Regions from separate parts of the Homo sapiens genome. Here region 2 is linked to region 1. A link is a contact called in ENCODE Hi-C or POLR2A ChIA-PET data. All regions are on one chromosome and are shown on one strand. Each heading gives the region's core, a stretch centred on a gene start or an enhancer-like site at or near the end of the contact. The rest is flanking DNA. Distances are from core to core; before and after follow the strand shown.

Evidence for each region. A loop is a pair of places that touch in the nucleus more often than their neighbours do. ChIA-PET counts read pairs that join two places held with the same protein, here RNA polymerase II (POLR2A). Pooled maps may share reads with other maps.
Region 2: a pooled map shows a loop between it and region 1 (3-fold over the local background). The contact joins two enhancer-like sites. A Hi-C loop is called at or near these places in 2 of 50 pooled maps. POLR2A ChIA-PET finds 5 or more read pairs at or near these places in 6 of 52 experiments (AG04450, CD4-positive, alpha-beta T cell, WTC11 and 3 more).

What each region holds. Positions count from the first base shown.
Region 1 is chr4:2,692,921-2,699,765 of GRCh38, reverse strand. It overlaps FAM193A (family with sequence similarity 193 member A), which reads right to left. Exons shown (of 21, transcript NM_001366318.2): 16 at 5,892-6,180; 17 at 4,637-4,820; 18 at 3,173-3,403; 19 at 1-86. Among named protein-coding and RNA genes, the nearest start is that of TNIP2, 60 kb to the left of the region's middle. RefSeq lists enhancers at 2,662-3,011, 3,711-3,770. Within about 2 kb of position 3,170, at least 4 of the 41 ENCODE cell types and tissues checked have a DNase peak (open chromatin) inside an H3K27ac peak, as active enhancers do.
Region 2 is chr4:2,509,275-2,514,917 of GRCh38, reverse strand. It overlaps RNF4 (ring finger protein 4), which reads right to left. Exons shown (of 8, transcript NM_002938.5): 5 at 2,953-2,962; 6 at 2,321-2,480; 7 at 1,787-1,835; 8 at 1-1,248. The coding sequence ends at 1,099. Among named protein-coding and RNA genes, the nearest start is that of FAM193A, 25 kb to the left of the region's middle. Within about 2 kb of position 3,122, at least 2 of the 41 ENCODE cell types and tissues checked have a DNase peak (open chromatin) inside an H3K27ac peak, as active enhancers do.

The sequences.
Region 1 (6,845 bases), core at 1,921-4,420:
TCCTCCTCCCGCCGCCTCTGCTCCTCCTGGAGGTGCAGGTGCTCCCGGGCCCTGGCCTCTGCTTCTAGGCGAGCTTTCTCCTCCAGCTGCCAATGCAAAAAGAAGGCAATTTAAGACTACAGTGAGTGCTAAAAATTAAGTCATACAGAAAAACTAAGATAATTTCAAAAACGAATCACATATGGAACATAAACTCTGAAGAGGCTGTAATAAATCAAAACTTAACACACACCCACCTCCAATTCTCTTACTCTGCAGGATTGTTAAACTTCATCTATTTACTAAAGTATATGCTTACTTATTTGTGTGTGTGTGTGTGGGGGGGGGGGTGGTAGTTAACAAAAAATTCCCGATAGCCTTTGACCTGGTACTAAACACAGTAACCAAGGACAAAGCAGCTGCAAAGCACACATCCAGGGAGTCAGCTACCCCCTCACAGGTGCGGCAGGGCATCATGCCGCCTGGCCGAGTGGATGATGTAACCAATACCACAGACTGCCCGGGCAGTACTGAGGCTGTACACGTGCCGCCAGAACTCTGAGCAAACCCACCTTTCCAGGCGAAGGCTAATGCATTCACTTGAACAGGGAATGTAAGAAATGTGTACCAGGCTGGTGCAGTGGCTCACACCTGTGATCCTAGGAGTTCAAGAGCAGCCTGGGCAACATGGCAAAACCCCGTCTCTACAAAAAGTATCAAAATTAGCTGGATGTGAGGGCGCACGACTGTGGTCCCAGCTATTTGGGAAGCTGAGGTTTGAGAATCGCTTGAAGCCAGGAGGTTGAGGCTGCAATGAGCTGTGATGGCACCACAAAAAGCAATGTGTAGTAAAGAACTAGAAATTCCTTCTTCCCACCCTAGCAGATAAACAGAAGTGCCATATATTTTCACTAGTGTGACAGATGTGACAGAGCAAATGACTCACTGTCCAACTTGATGGAAAATTAATTTTCATCCCAAGTAAAGACAGCATTTGAGTAGTGATGCACACAAACTCCAGGGGCACAAATGGAAACTGTTCTTTGTGTTCAGAAAGCAGATGAGAGTCATCAGTGTTAGGAGCACGGCTCCACCCACCACCAACCTTTAGAAATGCTGGGGCTTATGAGAAACTCTGCCAAAAGCATTTCTCCTAGAGAAATAGAAAAGTACTCCCCAAGTGTAAATTATTTTTCACAATATTTTAAACAGGCAAATTGACTTGTCTTTTGAAAAACTTAAAAATTATGATAAAAATTTAACAATGGTATGTTATTAAAAATTTCATTTGACAATTCAAGTAAAAATTATTTAACATCCTTCTCCATGTGTATGTCAGGAGCAGCACCCAGCAGCCACCTCGTGGATGGGTCCTGCAGTCCAGTGTCTAGAGTGAGCTGTGGGCCTGCACGGGAGCAGAGGAGAGACCAACTCCATCAGGACACTCGCTGGCACACACTGGCCAGTTGGCATCCTCTCAGAGCTGATCTAAATCCAGCACACGTGCCTTGTCAATATATGGACAAATAACAAGCATGTAAAGGCAGGTGCCCTGGTCTCCAGCAGAACGGCTGCCCCAGCACAGGCCCCCGGTTTGGACCTGCTACGGGACAGAGTCCATAGGTCAACTATTGCTGTCCCTTCAACAACCAGCCAGCCAGTGAGCCTCAACACACATCTGTGAGCTGCTCTGTAAAATGGGTGCAGCGTAGAAAGCACCAGGAGGTGGTCCCTCGAGGTGGGACTGGGTGCTGGGCAGGGCCTATGACATCAGCCTCTAAGGTTCAGCTGGGCCTCAAGTCTGGATTCAGACCACCTGCAAGGTCAGAGGGCAAGAGCCTGGGGTGGAGAGTACCCTGAAAACTCAGGAAGGCGTCCCAGAGGCCTCCAGTGAATCCCAATGGGACGTCTCAGGGCCTTGGACCATCGTGGGTACCCCGATGCTGGACGCTCCTGAATGGAGGACACACTGTGTTCTCTGCACTCCAGCAGTCTCTAGTCTTCTGGGGCACGGGACAAGGCTTCTCCCCCAAAGCCTCCCAATCAGGCCCAATAGTCAGTCTAAATCTACTGTAGGACTGCGAGGTATGAGCAGAGCTCTTGAGGGTAGAACAATCACAACAGCTAAGATACAAGTAACAACACAGGACATCGGGCCCACCCTCTGGTCCACTGTGGGATCGTCCTCTTCCTCACCTTTTTGCCTGACCATGCTGCAGACAGAAACCTGGCCTCTTCCCAAGACCACTGTCCTACTGTCAGAACCCCAGGAACCTACAAGTTCCCTCTGCATGCAGCCCACATCTGCTCACTGAGGTCTGGTTCTTGGAGCCTGACACTTTTAGGGAGCTGAAACCAGAAGGCTCTTTGGAACTGCTCCAGCATAGGGGCATTTAGACAATCCTCCAAGAGAAAAAAGTTGTCTTTTTTTTTGAGACAGTCTCACTCTGTCACCCAGGCTGGAGGGCAGTGGCATAATCTCGGCTCACTGCAACCTCCACCTCTGAGGTTCAAGTGATCCTCCCACCTGAGCCTCCTGAGTAGCTGGGACTACAGGCGTACACCACCATGACTGGCTAACGTTTTTTGTATTTGACATTTGCTTTTTGTGACACACCATGCCCTCTGGTAAGGAGGGAACTGCTCATGTCTTCCCATGAAGACTTATTTTCCTCCCCTCTAATCAATGCCATGTGCTGGTCTTCATCTGGAACAGCAGTGGGACAAGAGCAGCATGGGGGACATGCTCAGACCTGAGTCCAGAAGACTTCCCTGTGCCAAGTGCCCCGCCCCAGTCTCATATCAAAGACACTTCTGAACCCACAGGCCCCAAAAGCCCACCTGGGCCTTTCTTCTATCATCTCTACAGTTGACGGCTCCTTTCTTCGAAAAGAAGGTTCTCCAGCAGATAAAGCTGGAGTGTCTGCTGCTGCCCTCATGATGGCCAGCACAAGAACAAACCCATTCTACAAAAGGGGAAGTAATTTCCCGAAAACACAAAGTTAAGTTTTTTACCAGTCTCCAGTTCAGGCCACCAGAGACAGGCTGGCTCTCAGAACAAAGTTGTGGGCAAGTGAACACACGTCAGAGCCCCGACCTCCTGTGGCTCAGCCCTGCCTAGAGACTGGCGTGGCACGGCACCTTCAAATGCCCTCAGACCTGGCGCCTCCAGGTGCTGAGAACTGTCACTTGCCTTCCTTTGCTTATGCCTTGCTCGCTTCGCTGCACGCGTGCTGCTCACTGGTTTGGTTTCGGAGCTATTTATAAACTGCAACAAATCCTCCACCCTCCGATGGTCAACGACGCTTTCCCTTTCTGAGATCTGGTCCATTTTTTTAGGTTGCTCCTCTTTCCTCTTGGTCAGCCGTAAGCGAAGCTTTTCCCTCATTTCTGCATAATTTCTACTTGTTGGTGCAGCTGGAGGCTGAGAAAAACAACAAAGTTATGCTTAAGTTTTAAAAATTTTGAATATAATAAATTTCAGACCACACCTCCAAAAATAAACTGTTTTATTACTCAAGTAGTATATATTTGTTGTGAAAAATAAGGAAATACAACAACCAGCAGAAAAAGAGAAAAACCTATCAGCAAGTCACCCAAAAGTGGCATTTTGATACCTACTCTCAAATTTTACATATTCATGAAAAACCTGATAAAGCATGTATAGCTATGCACATAAGTGGATTTTTTAAACTGAAAAGGAAACAATTACAAATCCTGATTAATGTATTTTATTTATTTATTTATTTATTTATTTTTGAGACAAGGTCTTGCTCTGTCACCCAGGTTGGAGTGCAGTGGTGCGATCATAGCTCACTGCAGCCTTGACCTCCTGAGCTCAAGCAGGGGTGTGCTGTCACACTCAGCTAATTTTCTTTATCTTTTGTAGAGACAGGGTCTCCTGTGTCGCCCAAGCTGGTCTTCAATTCCTGGGCTCAAGAGATCCTCCCTTAGCCTCCCAAAGTGCTGCTATTACAGGCATAAGCCACTATGCTTGGCCTCTACCTGTTATTTAACATGGTGTGAATATCTTTTCATGTCAATAAATGTGTCTGTAGTATCTTTCCATCCATTTGTGGGTTTCCTTTTTGGTGCCAAAAAAAGCCCTGAATCCTACTGCCAAATTTCTTGCTATAAAAACATGTGAACATTTTAGGAAATGCAAACAGAGCTAAAGCAGAAAAAGAACAACTATAAGCCCCTGCTATTCCTGTCACCCATCCCTCTTAAACAGTGGGTGATAATTGGTTGTATAAATTAAATCACAGCTCTGGAAAGATGGACAAGTATGTGTGTGTACCAACGCCCTCTGTATTCAAACAAGAGAAACCCAACTGCACACACACAACGCTGCTGTCGCTGGCTACAATGTTCCACCATATGGATACACCATGGTTAACAACCTCCTACCAATGGGTATTCAGTAGGAATACCTCACTGCTGATTTACCAGTTACCTTAAAAACCACAAAGTAAAAAATGAAGAAAAAAAATCATTATGGCTAAATCTTTGGGCATATATTTTTCTTTGTTTCTTTACAATGGATATACCCTAGAAGTGGAATATACCCCGAATTCAACCTAGTACAGAATTTCTGCAAAGGAGCCCGTGTGTTGCACACTTCCCACATCATGATGCGCTGACCTCATGCACTCACCCCGCCGTGCCCAAAGAATTCGCAGTAGCAGCAGTCGCAGTACTTGCCCTCCTTCTGGTTGGTGGAGGTCGAGGTGCTGGAGCTGTGCTCAGAGCAGCTGTCCTCATCTGCACTCTCGTCCCCATCATCCTGCTGTGGGTCGTAGACACCATTCTCGCAGCGGTGCCCTTCGCAGTCAGGGTCACTGCAAAACCGCATACAAGCTCATCAGCAAGTGGCCGGCCCGGGAGGCAATGACTCACATTGTTGCACATGACCACCCACTGTCCTGCCCATTTCACAGACAAGAGGCAGCGCAGAGGGTGCATAGTCCCAGGGTTACTAGGGAGTCATACACAAGCAGCAAGGGGCTCACGTGGGAGACATGGCGTGTGCGCATGCATGCAGGCGGTCCCTCAAAGTGCTCACAGAGCGCCACTGAACAGGAACACGTAGTCTCTCCAATGACTCCTTCTGAGACTGCCCCTGCCACCACAGCTTCCATACTAAGGGGCTTCGAAAAGGGGTATAGCTTCAAACAGGCGAGTTCAAAGGTAACAGAATTTGTCTTAAAAAGAAAGTCTGGCCAGGTGCAGTGGCTCACGTCTGTACTCCCAGCACTCTGGGAGGCCAAGGAAGGTGGATCTTGAGGTCAGGAGTTCGAGATCAGCCTGGCCAACATGGTGAAACCCCATCTCTACTAAAAATACAAAAATTAGCCAGGCATGGTGGCGTATGCCTGTAGTCTCACTACTTGGGAGGCTGAGGCAGAAGAATCGCTTGAACCCAGGAGGTGGAGGTTGCAGTGAGCTGAGATCGCACTACTGCACTTCAGCCTGGGCGACAGAGTGAGACTCTGTCTCAGAGAAAAAAAACAAAAAACAAAAAAACACACCTGTTGAGTGTTTGTTGTATTGTGTTTTTACTATATACACATTTCATTCATTTTCCTCTGATTCCACCCTAGGTATAACAAATACAACTTATACAATGAGTAAAAAACAATGCACACCCCCGATGCTGTCAGTGTTTAGGCGTAGTTGGCCCACCTATCCATGGCGGCCCACGGCCCCTGCTCTTCCCTCTGCAAAACTACAGGCTGAGATGGGAGCCCCCCTCTACCCATGGCCTCTGCTGGGGACATCCCTGCATTCCCTCGGCATTTCACTAGACTTTTCCACTGCATGGTCCCAGGGGAGTTTCTGTAGCTGTGTTAGTGAGGCATAACACCCATTTTCCAAAGTGCTCCCACGTCCCCAGTCAGGACTTGGCTCACCTGCAGACACTTGGAGGGGCGCTAATGGAGCCATCTGTGGCCGGGGGTAGGGGTGCAGGACAGAAACTCTTGCGTGTGTCCACAAACCCAGGAGTTGTGGTTGCTGTTTTGGGGAATGATGGGGCTGCAAGATTTGCAAGGTGAGGTGTGGAGGCAGGTGAGAGCGCAGCAGGTGACAGCGCAGCAGGCGAGAGCGCTGGGAGGGGGGCCAAGCCCGTGGGGCTATTCCTCGGGGCGGCTGGGGCCGAGTGTCTGTGGTCCTCCTTGCTGATGCCATGAAACACGTCACCTGCATTTAGAGAGGCGAGAGTCACTGCCAAGTTTGTTTCAAAAATGTTCAAACCTGTAGAAAATCTGAAAGAACACACAAAGAGTACCCATTCATCCTTCACCTTGCTTCATCTTCACGACCTAATATTCTGTCATATTTATAAACTTTATTTCTTACAGGCACACACACTTTTTAGCCGAACGTCTGCAAGTTACACTCACCTCTGAACACTTCGGTATGAACTCCTCAGAACATCGACAGTTTGGTTTTTTAAAAAAAATTTCTTGGCCGGGCGTGGTGGCTCATGCCTGTAATCCCAGCACTTTGGGAGGCCGAGGCTGGTGGATCATGAGGTCAGGAGATCGAGACCAGCCTGACTAACACAGTGAAACCGCATCTCTACTAGAAATACAAAAAATTAGCTGGGCGTGGTGGCACATACCTGTAGTCCCAGCTACGCGGGAGGCTGATGCAGGAGGATCACAGATCGCACCACTGCACTCCAGCAGCCTGGGTGACGGAGCAAGACTCCGTCTCAAAGAAAAAAAAAAAATCACCTTTTTCTAAGAGACAGTGTCTCACTATGTTGTCCAGGCTGGTCCTGAACCCCTGGGCTCAAGCAATCCTCTCACCAGGGCCACCTAAAGTGCTGGGACTACAGGTGTGAGCCACTGTACCGAGCT
Region 2 (5,643 bases), core at 1,873-4,372, 180 kb after region 1:
GCCCGAAGCATCCAAGCCCAGTGGCCAGGAAGCTTCTGAAATAAACGGCACTGGGTTGGGAAGGATGAGAAAGCCAAGACAGGTGGGCCAGGTTCTCCGAACATGGGGCAACAGTGACCTGGGCAAAAGCCTGGAACTGAGCGGCTGATAAGGCCACAATTACTGCCACCACCTCTCAGTATCTACACGGGGGCAGACGTTAGGCAGTGGGAACTGAGGACTGGAGGGCGTGTGGCAAACACGGGATGGATTTTATCAGAAAAGAGAGGACACCCAAACACGTGCCTGCCCTATTTATCTTGCATGTCCTGTGCCAGGTGAAGGACGCTGGAGCATGGGTAAGGTTCCTGAGAACAACTGGTGGGCAGAAACGGGCTGGGATGGGCACTGCTCCACAGGCAACATTAAGCCTCTGAGGGGGACACTAATAGTGCTACATCTTGTGGGCTGCTGAAAAGTAGGTAACGAATGGCCTTTATTGCACTTTTTCGTTCTTAGGAAACAGGGGAGTGCCCTGCAGAGTTTCTCTTGATTTGCAGAAATCACTGCAGATCAATGATAAGGTGCAGGCAGAATCACGGGTGACCTCTGACTCTCAAGGGAAGAAGTCCAGTGATTGGTCTTTCCAGGGCCTCAAGGGGCCACTCTTCAACCTGGGATCCTCGAGCTGGGTGAACCGGGTCTGGCTTGGTCAATGTGTGGCAGGCAGATTGGTCGACCGGCAGACACTTGGGACAAAAGGTGGTGTGCCCGGGAAAGCTGGGGCAAACTTTCCAAACAGGGAAAATTTCTTGGCAAATGTGCAGATTCTGCAACCAGACTGGAACCACGATTCCCAATGCGCCTGACTCCCTTTCTCCCACTCTAGAACTGGACCACCCCAGAGGAACAGAGATGGCCTGGGAGGGCCCTGGGTCCAGCGCCATAGCATCAAACTGGAGATAACAAAAGGAAGGGGTTGGAAACAAAAGAGCAGTTTACATATCAGATGTTGGTTTCGAAACAGTCTTTTTGATCTCAGGAAAATGGAGGCAGATACCACTGGAGAACCTGGCTGTCTGTCTGTCCATCCGTCTCTCCTGGGGGGCTCTGAATACTTCATATATAAATGGGGTGGTACCGTTTGTGGTTGATCTTTTTCCTACAAGTTGGGCAAGTATTAGCATTCTTCAGGGAATCACGGAGGCACTGGCTACAGAAGACATGGCCGCATTCTGTGGAAACGATGAGACGTCCATTCTGCACGATCTAGAAGGCATTAAAAAGAAGAGCCTCCGAGTTTGCCCTTGTCCCAGAGCAGCCATGGGGCCAGAGAATCCCACCCACCTATGCCTAAGATGACTAATTAAAGGAAAGCAAGGGCCAGGCTACAACAGGGAGGGGTCTGGAGAGCTAACTGTGTCTGCTGTGGTCTCTCTCAGCTGGAGAGCAGGAGGCAGGGGCCATGGCATCTCAACAGTGTGACAGCCCAAGAGGGTTATGAGGGACCCCAGTAAACACTAGCAGCTTTCAGTTAGAGCCAGGATGGGGCACAAAAAAGGAGGACGCATTTGCACCCGGAAGCTCAGGGCATACAGGAGTATAGGGGCTGAAGGTGAAAGTTGTAGGGTCCAAGGAGAAACTGGCACATTCTCCCCTCACAGGCAGATCTGCAATAAGTGACGGCCCAGGCATGACTGTGAGTAGGGGTGTCCAATCCCACCGAGGGGGAAGATCCTGTCTCATCCAATTCTTTCAGTGAAGTTTAGAAACCAGAAGCCTGGAAGATACAGCTTGGTTTACTTACCTCTGAGTATCCGTCCATGCAGATGGGACAACTGACAGTACCTGAGGGCCTAAGAGCACAGTGCTTCACGTTAGTTTCTCAGTCAACGCAAACATTTTATTATACCCTGTCACGTGAGTGGCCCCTATCCCCTACAAGAGTCCCGTCCCTGGCCTCCTGACTCTGCCTTAGCGCGGGCATCCGAGAGACTTTCAGGAAAGCCAACTGCCCCAAGGGCATGTGGGAGGGTGAACATGAGAAGGTGCACACAACCTGAGTCACCCTGCCCTCCCCCAGGCCCCTACCAGCCCCAGGATCCCTGTCTGGGGCCACTGGGACTGTCTGCACACACTGTGTCAGCGCTTGGCATCCTCTGGTTACAGTGGGAATAGCTGGACTCAGTTCTGGACCCAGTTCCAACTGTATCCAGATGCTGGGTAGAGGCTTGGGCAAGCCCTTCCAGGGCCAAGGGCTCACAGATTTGCTGAAAAGTATTCCCATGCCCTGGCCCCACATCCTAGCATGGCGGCAGCAGAGCTGGGGGCACGTTGGTACCTGAGGCCTGTAGCGCCCTCATCCCTGGCGTTTCTGGGAGTATGGGTAGTCACATATACGTCTCTGTCCCTGGACAACTCCTCATCGTCACTGCTCACCACACAGCTGTCAGCATGGTCCTGGGGCAGCCTCCTAGCATTCCTCCTTGGTCTTCTTCTTTCTAAGGTAAGAGGTCACATTTTCAGGTTGGAGGCTCTCTACTCTTACCATCCTCACCACTCCCATCCTGACGCCTCTTAAGACCCTCTTCCTTCCCTGCCTGGGACCCCCAGAGACAAACTGCTGCCATGCTCAGCTATAACCCAGAAGGTTCTGCCCAGCTCTGGAGGCCACTATCTTATCTTCCCAGGAGAAACCCCCCAACCCCTGCTGTGAGCTACCAGCCTTCTCCAAAATCTGGTAGGCCACAAGAAAGGACTATAGCTCAGTGCTCAATGATAGTGGTGAAGTTTCTTCAGCAGGCACAAGGGGGACTGGCTGTGTGGGTCTGACCACAGCATCTGCGAAGGCATCTTCCTGCTTGGAGCGCTCCAAGCCCTTGGGGATGGTCTGGCAAGACCTGCAGCACCGCGGCTCTCACCTATGCCAGTTTCCTCTCCAAACCCAGTGAAAAAGGAAACGAAACCACTCACCGTCAACAATCTTGTAAACAGAAGGAGAAAAACAAAAGAGAAAGAAGCAATCAGTTTGATATAAGTGATAAACGAAGCCATTTCTTTTTTCTGACGTGTGACACCCTCTGTGGAACCCTCTGGTGAGCAGCAGAGGCCCCACCCTCCTCCCACCCACAGAGGATCTGTGCACCTCTCCCAGTCAGTCAAGCCCACTTCCCAAGTCACTCCACCTCCCAGCTGATGTGCTGTGTCTCTCCCTGCTGGGTGTTTAGTGGAGTCTCCTGGAGCGTGAACACAGCCACAGCCACACCATGTGCTGACTGCAAGACCTGGGGACCTTCCTTACTATCTGGGGGCTGCCACAGCCACACCATGTGCTGACTGCAAGACCTGGGGACCTTCCTTACTATCTGGGGGCTGCCACAGCCACACCATGTGCTGACTGCAAGACCTGGGGACCTTCCTTACTATCTGGGGGCTGCCACAGCCACACCATGTGCTGACTGCAAGACCTGGGGACCTTCCTTACTATCTGGGGGCTGCCACAGCCACACCATGTGCTGACTGCAAGACCTGGGGACCTTCCTTACTATCTGGGGGCTGCCACAGCCACACCATGTGCTGACTGCAAGACCTGGGGACCTTCCTTACTATCTGGGGGCTGCCACAGCCACACCATGTGCTGACTGCAAGACCTGGGGACCTTCCTTACTATCTGGGGGCTGCCACAGCCACACCATGTGCTGACTGCAAGACCTGGGGACCTTACTTACTATCTGGGGGCTGCAGCTTTCTCTTCTGAAGCAGAGTCACCAGAGCCCACATCTGACTGTGCTGTTGTGAGGGTTACGTGAGGCAGTGAACATTTAGACAGCACTAGGGGCATGATGCTCTCTCAAGCTGACGCGACCAATGTAGGCCACTGCCAAGGTGGAGCCTTCATGTGGAGGAGGATTTGCATTGCTCAGTAGGTTGTTACAAGTAACTAACAGAGAAAAGCAGGCTATGCATGACCAATGCGTGTGACACACACCAAGGATTGAACACAATCCAATTCTCTGTCCTGGGGGCCTAAGAACCTGACAAGCCTCTCACCTGCCAGCTCAGAACTTACATCTAGACAATTTCTGCTCCAACAGTTTCAAACGTGGTTCCTCCCACCTTCTGGCCAAGTGCTCTTACCCATCTAGGGGGGCCAGTGGAACGCCCTTTCCCTCTTGCTGAGCACGTAGGAGGGGCTGTTTCAGGAAAGTTCTCACCACCAAAGCCCTACTGCTCACCTCACCCTGCCTGTCCCCTGGGCAGGACATCCTGCCCTACAGTGACAAGAAGCTCTAATCCTCTACTCTGACTCCCGTGCAGCCAGGATCCTAGACGTGAACCGAGTTCCCTCAAACAGACACACTCATGCTACTGGCAGGGCAGGGGATGGAGGCCGATTTGAGCTGCTGAGGGTGTTGGCACTGGCAGGCACAGCTGCATCCTGAAGAAACACTTCTGGCAGAGGCTGCTATGTCTTGAGCCCAGGCCTCTCCTCCCTAGAAAGGGTCTGCAGTACTGTCTACACGAACCCAAAGATATGAGTGCAGGGGGTGGATGCCGCCTCCAGACCTTCTTCATGGAGCAGACACAGCAGCTCCCTAGGTGGGTCAATGCTTCGAGGTCAAGAGTTATTCCTGGAGACCCAGCCCAGACACTGCTGATTTAGGCTTCTCCTTCCATGTTAAAATCCACTAAGCTTAGGAATAATTAGAGTGGATTTTGTTTCCCAAATGGCATCCTGACATACACAAACGGCCATGCAGGAAGAATGCAGGACTGAGTATAAAGGTCTTTGATTTGAGGATGAGAATATAATCCACATACGTGGAGCCACTGAAACGTGCTCCCCTTTCCTCTTAGAGGAGACTGCAGACGGTGAAAAGGGAAATCTGGGGACAATCAGTCAACCTCACCATCAGGACCAAACTTACCAGGGCCGGCACAATGTACTGTCCGCATGAAATCTAGAAAAGGAGGCTCTGGTAACAGTGCTGGCCCTTGGGGAAAGCCTTGGGTTTAGCTGGGAGCAAAAGCAAATTCTTCTGTGGCTAGAAATGACCCCAGCTTTCTACAGCTCCAACATGCCCCCACCCTCTGCCAAGATGACCCACTAATTAGGTGTGGACACCTGGAAAGGGTATGACACTCCCAGTGCCCCAGCCATGACAGTGCGCGTACTGAGTCTTTATGGTCTCTTGTGAGTCATACCCAGCTTGCCTGTGGATGGTACCAAACTGAGGCCTGTCCTGAGCACTGAGCCCAGGGGCTGCTGGCAAGCAGCAGGTGATACACACACAACTACTGGGGTGCATAAGAACAGGGTCGCCAGAGTGTTTCCTCACTGGTAACAATTCTGACTGTCCCCGCTTTTAATGAGAGAAAAACAGCTTCCAGATGAGTCTTCAGTATAAGAACAACACCACAGGCTGGGCGCGGTGGCTCACACCTGGAATCTCAGCACTTTGGGAGGCCGAGATGGGCGGATCACTCGAGGTCAGGAGTTCGAGACCAGCCTGACCAACATGGTGAAACCCTGTCTCTACTAAAACTACAAAAATTAGCTGGGTGTGGTGGCGCGTGGCTGTAGTCCCAACTACTTGGGAGGCTGAAGCAGGAGAATCACTTGAACCCAGGAGGTGGAGGGGGCAGTGAGCCGAGGTCACGCCA